Regions from separate parts of the Homo sapiens genome. Here region 2 is linked to region 1. The links are chromatin contacts, found by Hi-C or POLR2A ChIA-PET in ENCODE. All regions are on one chromosome and are shown on one strand. Each heading gives the region's core, a stretch centred on a gene start or an enhancer-like site at or near the end of the contact. The rest is flanking DNA. Distances are from core to core; before and after follow the strand shown.

What was found. Hi-C counts contacts between places; a loop is a spot of excess contacts on that map. ChIA-PET counts read pairs that join two places held with the same protein, here RNA polymerase II (POLR2A). Pooled maps may share reads with other maps.
Region 2: a pooled map shows a loop between it and region 1 (2.0-fold over the local background). The contact joins the promoter of BCL2L10 here to the enhancer-like site in region 1. A Hi-C loop is called at or near these places in 3 of 168 maps with a recorded cell type or tissue (Caco-2, GM12878 and dorsolateral prefrontal cortex) and 1 of 50 pooled maps. POLR2A ChIA-PET finds 5 or more read pairs at or near these places in 9 of 52 experiments (AG04449, GM12878, HEK293 and 6 more).

The regions. Positions count from the first base shown.
Region 1 is chr15:52,066,698-52,071,610 of GRCh38, reverse strand. The region is part of intron 1 of LOC112268150 (a long non-coding RNA gene); the gene reads left to right. It overlaps MAPK6 (mitogen-activated protein kinase 6), which reads right to left. Exons shown (of 6, transcript NM_002748.4): 6 at 4,236-4,913. Among named protein-coding and RNA genes, the nearest start is that of BCL2L10, 44 kb to the left of the region's middle. Within about 2 kb of position 1,935, at least 3 of the 41 ENCODE cell types and tissues checked have a DNase peak (open chromatin) inside an H3K27ac peak, as active enhancers do.
Region 2 is chr15:52,110,632-52,115,440 of GRCh38, reverse strand. BCL2L10 (BCL2 like 10) reads left to right here and starts at 2,666. Exons shown (of 2, transcript NM_020396.4): 1 at 2,666-3,203. The coding sequence starts at 2,715. It overlaps GNB5 (G protein subunit beta 5), which reads left to right. Exons shown (of 13, transcript NM_016194.4): 13 at 1-341. RefSeq lists a silencer at 2,660-2,819.

The DNA.
Region 1 (4,913 bases), core at 686-3,185:
GCAACTTGGAGCTTGCTGGTTCAGGAGAGTGACATCTAAGGAATCCCAAAGTTAGATAACCCTTTGCAAATTACACAAAGTTGGAGAACTACGAATACTATAACCCAAAAACTAATAAGCAAACCCCAGCCCTATCTACAGAGCTTCACTGTTCCAGAGCACCATCATTCCAGAGGGAATTTACAAACGAGACAGTCAGCATTAGTTTCCTTCATGCCTTCATTCAGTAAACACAGTGTGCTCACCATGTCCCACACCCTGTGTCAGGGGCTGGGGATAGAGCCAAAGTTCCTGCTTCAAGAAGCTTATATTCTAACAGGGGAAGACAATCTGTAAATAAAGATATATCACATCAGTGGTTATGTGCTGGAAGGCAAAATCAAGCGGGGCAGGGGCATATGAGTGATGGGATGCATGCTATTTTATATGCGCTGGTCAGGCACAGCCTCTGTGATAAAGTGACATTTGAGCAAAAACTTTTTTTTTTTTTTTTTTTTTTTGAGATGGAGTCTCACTCTATCGCCCAGGCTGGAGTGCAATGGCGCTATCTCTGCTCACTGCAAGCTCTGCCTCCTGGGTTCACGCCATTCTCCTGCCTCAGCATCCCGAGCAGCTGGGACTACAGGCGCCCGCCACCACGCCCAGCTAACTTTTTGGTAGAGATGGGGTTTCACCGTGTTAGCCAGGATGGTCTCGATCTCCTGACCTTGAACAAAAACTTCTAATGAGGGAGGGAGGGAGTGATGCAGCTCTCTGGGCCAAGAGCTTTCGAGGCAGCCAGAAGAACATGTAAGAAACCCTAAGGTGGGAGCAACTGTGGCCCAGTGCTGTTGAAGCCATGCAAGCGCAGGAGGGGGCAGTGGAGAGGTGCCTGTGAGCCTCGGTAAAGACATTGATATTTACCCTCAGGAGGGGGAGTCATTCAAATTTTGAGAAACTAGAGGAGTGATGTGGTTTGACTTAGGACTTACAAGGATGACTCTGCTGTACTGACCATAAACTGCATGGTGGCCAGTTAGGAGGCTATTGGCATGGTCCAGCAGACTGGGATGGTGGACTGGATCACAAGGCAGCGATAGAGATGGTGAAAAGTGGTCAGATTCTGGATATGGCCATGGGATTCACTGATGGATTGGATGTGAGTTTTCAGAGAAAGGAGTCTAAGATGACTCCAAGGCTTTTGGCTTCTAAATGAAGATGCTTGTTCTGGGGGGTGGGGTGGGGGAAGCAATTGCAGACTCATGGGCTCAGTCTAGTCTTTTGGAGTCTGAGAGCTGCTACACTTAATTTGTTTGGGCAATGGTTTGACTGGTGAGAAAGGACCAGAAGCTGGAGCCAAAAGTTGGATAGAGCTGGTGGGCACTATGGCTAGAGCAAGAAGCCATCTGTAGGTCAAGGCCAGAAGTTTAGATTGATAGGAGAATGCAATACTGAAGGCAGCGTCAAGGTCAGAATCCAGTGTTCAGTACAATTTGGGTGGCATGGGCAGTAATTCAAACAGGACAAGGGCAATGGTGATTTATTAAGTACCAGGCATCATGCTAAAAAGGCTTTGTGTACAGTATCTCATTAAATTCTTACAACTCTACGAATTAGGTATCATTAGCTCTACTTGACAAATGAGGAAAATCAAAAGGTTGAATAACCTCTACAAGGCCACAAGGCTTGTAAGCAGAAGAACAGTTTTAAGCTTTGATTTGATCTGACTCCGAAGCATGTGTGCCTAAACACTATGCAATGCTGCATGCAAGGTTCAATGTCCCAGCTGGCAGCTGAGGTTGCCTCAGAGGTTCAAGTCAGGAGGGTGTGGGATTGGTAAGTCCGGGTGGAAGCAGAGTCTAAATGTACAGACGTGGATCCAAGTTTGTGGTTTACATTGGGCATGAAGAAACAGGCTTGGACTGGACTTTGAACCAGGAGACTGGGAGCAGCATCTCAAATCTGGCACCGGCGTTCCCACTCACCCAGCTACAACAGCACTAAGACCTAATTAAGCAAGATGATGCAGAGGCTGACAATTGTAATGGAAAGTCAGTATTCTGCTTAGCTAGGTTTGTAACACTACCACTGTATTATACTAAGATAAACATGCGAATCCAGTGGAGTTTCTTTGTTAGAGCTCTGCATTATAACTGAAACAGTGCTCTAACGTGGATGATCAAACACCCTTCCCTTCTGTAAGATATTTGTTACATAGATGTTGGAATCTATGTTGAAAGAGCTCACAAAGATCCTTCTCTTCACCTGGCTTAATTAAGGAGACTGCCCTAGATCCTACAGGAAAGAGCTTAGTGAGTTTACACTGCTCTTTCAAAGGCAAACAACCCTGGAGTTCTAATACTTTTGCCTTTTCCTCTACCTGTCAACTGGTAAACGTGCACTGAACACAAAATTTCATTCTCAATCTGCTTAAAAGGCACATTTAATGCAGCCAGTTCAATAAAGATATTATAGAAATAAGATCTATAAGCAAGCACATCCTGGCAAGAGCTAATCGCTGTGCTATTATAATGGGTTAGAATTGAGTAAGACAGTGTCTGGTTCAGAAGTTGTTCCAGGTCAGTATCGAGTAATACGCATTTCTAGTTGAATAAGGAACTTAGGCTCACCAAGATCGTGACACCCAAATGACAGAGAGTCAGTGGTAAAACTGGGTCCAGAACTCAGATCTCCTGATTTCCGGTTCAATCTTCTTTCTTCTCTACTCAGAAGGTACTAGGATCTGAATGATAAACAATGCTCACATGGAGAGGCATCAGGTAAAACTGCAATTGATTAATATGCCATACATGATGAACCTACTTAGGGTAGAGCTTCTATTGATTTTTAATTCAATAGTAAACAGGTACTGAAAAGGCTGGGAGCAGGTCAGCGGTTCAGACAACGGTCCACTTGCTGACTAGATCACTAACTAAATGTGCTCTATATAAAACACACCAAAGTATCAAATGGAAAACAGTGCTTGCAAATAATTTCATAACCAATACTATGCAGGTGTCTTAACTGAGAAGCAAAGGTGATGTTTGCTTGGATTTTATTTGAAAACCCGATTTGATTCATGATCTACTTCTCCTTAGGTATGGACCCCAGTGTAATGACATAATTGGCTCAGCCTTTAAGATTTAAAGCCTCTGTTCCCAAGCTGCAGTGGCTGGAGCAATAGGAAATGAGAAACAAGGCAATCTCACATTGAAGTGGCTACTTAAGGATCCCTAAGGTGTAGTCATGATTTCCAGCCATGCAGTTGTTTGGAATTAGAAATCCTGATTCCTACTGTAAACTGAACATTGCAAAGCTGGTAGGATTAATTCAATGGAAGAAACTTGGTTTCTTGCTTGGAGGCATGTGGATGAATAAGAACTCTTGTGCATTGCTGGCAGGAATGTGAGTCAGTACAATCACTTTTGGACAGGGACATGGCATCTTCATAGACTTGAAGATATGTAGCAACTCTACTCCTATGTATCTGCCCTAAAGACACTCTTACACATGTTCACAAGAATTCTCACTGCAAAGATGTTGGTAGAAGCAAAATTTTGGAAGATGTCATTTAAGAAATACGTTGTGGTGTAGCAATTAAAACTAAAGCTATCAGGCAAATGATAAAATAGAGCAGGGGTGGCCATACTCATGTCAGAAAAAAATGCTTTACCGCCAGGCACAATGGCTCACACCTGTAATTCCAGCACATTGGGAGGCTGAGGAAGATTGCTTGAGCCCAGGGGTTCAAGACCAGCCTGGGTGACATGGGGGAGACCCTGTCTCTATAAACAAATTTTAAAAGTACTATAAAAAATGTAAAAACTAGCTGGGCATGTTGATTCATGCCTGTGGCTCCAGCTACTCAGGAGGCTGAGGCAGGATTGCCTGAGCCTGGGAAGTCAAGGTTGCAGTGAGCTATGATCATGTCACTGTACTGCAGCCTGGGCCAGAGAGTAAGACCCTGTCTCAAAGGAAAAAAACAGTCAAAAACTGTGACAAGAGACAGAGTAGAGAACCCAGAAATAAATTCTCATCTATATGGTCAAATGATCTTTAACAAAGGTGCCAGCTACTCCTAGGTACTCAAGAGGTTGAGGTGGGAGGATCACTTGAGCCTAGGTTCAAGGTTGCAGTGAGCTGTGATCACACCACTGCACTTCAGCCTGGGTGGCAGAGAAAGAAAGACTTTGCCTCTTGGAGTATTTCATCTTCATTACCCTATAAAGATACTTTGATTGCAAGTGGAGACAAAGTAATTGGCACATAAAATTTTTATTGGAAATTGACTTTACAACTTAGTACTCAGCCTGGGTCACCCTAAAGCAAGCATATTTTATATAAGGGGTTTCAGTTTTACTTTCTTCTTCCTTTGATGACTATGTTTGGACTTTTTAATGCCAACAAGTCAGATCATTGTGTAGATGGCCACTAAACTGCCAAGGTGACAGTTTAACGAATGTGGATTAAGTCCAGGAGCCAAGTTTCCCAGTAAGAAAAATCCTAGGTCTCCTTCAGGGAAGACAGCATTTTAGAGTCAAAGCTAATTATTCTCAAAATCAACATACGTTTGCAAAAAATTGGTTATAATGGAGGATCAGGGACCAATGTCTGCTGCCCGTTGCTTCCTTTACATCCTGTCTGATGCTCTCATGACACTCAAAGCCTCTGCACTTGTCACCCCACCCAGCTCCAACTAAAAGTGTCCCATTTTTTTTTTCCCCACAAATCAATTCTCATGACTGCACTTCAGAGCTTGTCCTCTTAAGGTAATTTGAGTATGTTTAAATTAATAACGTGACAGTATTCAACCAGAAAATAAATAAATGAATATATATACACACACACACACACACACACACACACACGTGTATATATATGGCTTTGTGAATCCAGATGAAGTCAGTTGTTGAGAAGGTAGGTGGGCAGATATT
Region 2 (4,809 bases), core at 1,417-3,916, 43 kb before region 1:
GATGCCCCATTTTTAGATGGGGAGATTGAGGTTAGGAGAGTTGAATAACTTGCCCATAGCTGCACAGCTTCCAAGTTGCAGAGACAGGATTTTCACCGAGTCTTATTACAAACTGCCTCATATTGTGTGGACTGGAAATTCTATGTTGAGGTTAATTTATTCATTTGTTGTTTAGTTCTTTTCATCATTGTTGAGTTACCAATGGCAGTTCCAGAGGATTTATCATTTACCCCAAAGCTACTGCAAATCTAAGAGAAAACAATGTTCTTGCTGCTAAAGTTTAATGTACAAAAAGGTAAAATCATGACTGTCTTGCAAATAAAACATGAACATGTATCCAAGCTTTTAACTCACTGATTAATAAGGAAACCAGTAAGACGTCAAAACCAGTTCAAATGGGAATTTGATGTACAGAAATTTATATTCTAACAACACTTATTTAGTTCACTGTAAGAAATCATTTGCTTTGGCAGATTAGGCACTCAGCAGAAGCACCAGCCAGCTCAGCCTTTGGAGGGAGAATTCCATGTTGTTGGACCCATACATATCCTCTGTCCCTGCTGCCAAGAGCTCTTTGTTCATCGGCCCGTTGAGCAGACACCACAGCAGCTGCATAGAGAGGCTGGCTGACAGCCACAGAGCATGTAATTCTGTCCATCTGATTCAGGGTCTTCTCTGCAGTGGATGCCCTTTGGTGGGCATTCAGGTGAGATGCAGATATCTTCAGTCTGCCCATTCGGAGGGATTCAGCCACATATCTCTTTCCAAGATTTTCTTGTCACCAATCTTCCAGTCCTGTTCTTTTTAAGGCCCTGACCATCCAGCTAAACCATCAGCGACTGTCCATGAATCAATTTAGGTCTGTATTCTGGCCATCTCTCACTCCAGACATAGTGGACAGCCTTGAGTTTCTGCTCACTGGAAGGATTCTCCTTCACCACTGCCCTTCACAGTCACCCCTGAGTGAGTGTGAGTGAATACTGCAGCTGTTCTCTTTCATGTGGTACCAGCACATCATACAGACCCATCTATAATCCAGGCTGGAGGTTTTTCTCCCTCAGTCAACTGGACATAGGCAGCATCCCAAGAAGCCATAGTTGTAGAATGAGGGAGAGGAGGCAAAGCAACAGGAGTTGATGTTGGAAGAGTCTGAGCCGCCTGCTCATACAATTTACTTATACCTTCTGAACCTGCCTGGGCTGTTTCTAATACACCATTTCCATTTGATGATAGGTGGCTGCTGTATACATCCAATTTTATGGCTACGTAGGTCAGATGACATCCAGTTCATGATGGGAGCTCAAGCTTCATGGTCAGGCATTCTGCCTCTATCAAGGCCTAGTAGCAAGGCAGAACCTGCTTCTCAGAAGGAGAGTAGTTATCTTCAGAAGAGGTTCTAGATTTACTTTAGAATTCTAGAGGTCTGTACTCTCTCCTGTCAGTGCTTGCCAGAGGCTCCATACAGCATCCCTGTTGGACAAAGTCCCACTGGATCTGTTGGATCACAAGACCCAAGTGGTAGGGCAGCTTTACTGCAGCCTGAACCTTCTGCAGAGTCTTCTCTTATTCTGCTCCTCAATCCACCAGCCTGTCAATTGGGTTGAAATAGCACAAACACAGTATATGTTGCCTTCAAAGTCCAAAATGGCTTACTGTTCCAGGCTGTGTCCCCCAAAATTCATATGTTGAAATCCTAACCCCCAGTGTGATGGTATTCAGAGATGGGGCCTTTGGGAGGTATTAGATCACAAAGGTGGAGCCCTCACGAATGAGATTATTGTCCTTATAAAAGAGACCCCGGAAAGCTACTCCACACCTACTGCAATGTGAGGACACAGCAAGAAGCCTGTTGTCTATGAACCAGGAAGCAGGTCCTTACAAGACACAGAACCTGCCAGGGCCTCAACCTTGGACTTTTTAGCCAACAAAACTGTGAGAAATAAATGCCTTTATTTATAAGTCACCCAGTCTATGGCATTCTGCTATAGCCGCCTGGACAGACTAAGACAGCTGCCAAGTGCCGTGCCTCTTTTGTAGTGATGCAAGATGCAGCAACTCATCTTTCACCCTGGGAGGGCTATTTCAACATGCTCCAGACCCCTGAACCCCCAGAAATACCACTGCTAGTATCCATTCTGCATCAGTCTGGATCCAATCAGGAGAAAGAAGCCACGGAGTAATATGAACTGAGAAAGTTTAATATAAATATTAGATGGCCGGGCGCGGTGGCTCACGCCTATAATCCCAGCACTTTGGGAGGCAGAGGCGGGCGGATCACGAGGTCAGGAGATCGAGACCATCCCGGCTAACACGGTGAAACCCCGTTTCCACTAAACAATCCAAAAAAATTAGCCAGGTATGGTGGCGGGCGCCTGTAGTCCCAGCTACTCGGGAGGCTGAGGCAGGAGAACGGTGTGAACCTGGGAGGCGGAGCTTGCAGTGAACCAAGATCGCGCCACTGGAGCTAAATAACCCGAGTCTCACAGTGCATCTGATTGCTACGCGAACACGTGCGCACCACCAGGCCTTGCCTTGGGGACTGGAACAGGTGCAGGTGGGATTCCCATCAAAGGCTCTTCTCTCAGTCCTGAAAAACAATATACCGGGGGCCGGGGGCCGGGGGCCGGGGCGGGGCACGGCAGCCCTACCCTGGGGGAGGCGCGGCCGGGCCAAGAAAACCAGCGAAGGCCCGGCCCCCCAGCAGAGGCCGGACCATGGTTGACCAGTTGCGGGAGCGCACCACCATGGCCGACCCGCTGCGGGAGCGCACCGAGCTGTTGCTGGCCGACTACCTGGGGTACTGCGCCCGGGAACCCGGCACCCCCGAGCCGGCGCCATCCACGCCCGAGGCCGCCGTGCTGCGCTCCGCGGCCGCCAGGTTACGGCAGATTCACCGGTCCTTTTTCTCCGCCTACCTCGGCTACCCCGGGAACCGCTTCGAGCTGGTGGCGCTGATGGCGGATTCCGTGCTCTCCGACAGCCCCGGCCCCACCTGGGGCAGAGTGGTGACGCTCGTGACCTTCGCAGGGACGCTGCTGGAGAGAGGGCCGCTGGTGACCGCCCGGTGGAAGAAGTGGGGCTTCCAGCCGCGGCTAAAGGAGCAGGAGGGCGACGTCGCCCGGGACTGCCAGCGCCTGGTGGCCTTGCTGAGCTCGCGGCTCATGGGGCAGCACCGCGCCTGGCTGCAGGCTCAGGGCGGCTGGGTGAGCACGCGGCGGACACCGGGACACGGGGCGGGACGGGCAGCCGGGAAGCGCCCACGAGGCTGGCACGGTGAGGAACCCACCGCGCCAGGCCCCTGGAACGAGGTTTCGTGAAAGCAGAAAGGCTCGTTTCAGCGGGCCTGGAACGTTCGCTGTGAAGTCTGGGGTTTCTCCTCCCCTGGCAGAAAGGCCGGCAGAAATCGGCCTTCTTAGACGGCCGTGAACCGTTCCGAAGCAGCTGCGCAGGCTTAGGTCTGCTCACTTGGACCTTGCCCTGGCCTTAGCCGTCGGGGACTTTTAGGGGGGCACCCACGTTAGGTCTGAACGTTTTGCTCCTATAGAAATCCCCAACCAATGAAGTCAGCAATGGCGGGGCCCCAGCCAGGTGGGGTGTTTTTCTCCTTCGCCTATTAAATGCGCCTTTGGAGAGACTCAGACCCATTGATCACAACCCCCTACGCCTCTCAGCCTGGCCAGAGAGGTTGTGGAGTGTGGTGGTCGCCCAGTGGTGGCGCTGACCCAAGGTTCCTTAATTTCTAGTCCTCTGCACCCAGTCCTCGGTGAGAACGTTCTAGGCCCCTGGCTTTCAGCTGCAAGCCTTCATCTCTGTGGTCAAGGTTAGAGGGACAGGCCCTTGCCCTGCAGCTGATGATCAAGGAAAGCCACCTGGTGATGAGCCCACTGCATGCCTCTGGGGGCTCTGAGCTAGACCCCATTTCTTTCCCCACCACCTTATTGGCGTTGATTCAATGACTGAAGTGGCCCATGTTATCGGATACCTATAGCCAAACTATTAAAACCAGCAAGTTTTTTGATCCGAAATGTAGCCTCCTGGGGGCAGTTTCCATTTAGACCTTTTTCTTTTTTTCTTTGAGGCGGAGTCTCGCTCTGTGGCCAGGCTGGAGTGCGGTGGTGGATCCCAGCTCACTGCAACCTCTGCCTCCCGGGTTCAAGGATTCTCCTGTCTCAGCCTCCGGAGTAGCTGGGACTACAGGCGCGCCCCACCAAGCCTGGCTAACTGTGTGTGTGTGTGTGTGTGTGTGTGTGTGTGTGTGTGTGTGTGTTTTCAGTAGAGATGGGCTTTCACCATGTTGGCCAAGATCTCGATCTCTTGATCTCGTGATCTGTCTACCTCAGCCTCCCAAAGTTCTGGGATTACAGACGTGAGCCACCTCACCTGGCCCCCATTTAGACTTTCTATAGTGACAAGTTGGGTTCTATCTGAGAAGGGAAAGGGAGTGGGAGGTGTGTTAGCAGGAACTCCTGCCTTGTTCATAATGTTAGTGTTGGTCTTCAACCCTCTGGGCCGGTGAACTCCCTTCAGCTGCGTGCCTAAGAGCCTCACCTGAGCCCTGTCTCAATACGGCATCTGGCCCCTCCGGGCTCTCTGTACCTGAAGAAGAGATTAGAATTGGAAAGGGGCCGTTGAAGCCTTTTTTTGTTGTTTTTGGCTAATCACTGTTGATGAAAGAATAATCTCTTAACACCAAGGAGCTGAAATTCTTGGCTGGGTGCAGTGGCTCGCACCTGTAATCCCAGCACTTTGGGAGGCCAAGGCAGGTGGATCACCTGAGGCCAGGAGTTCAAGACTAGCCTGACCAACATG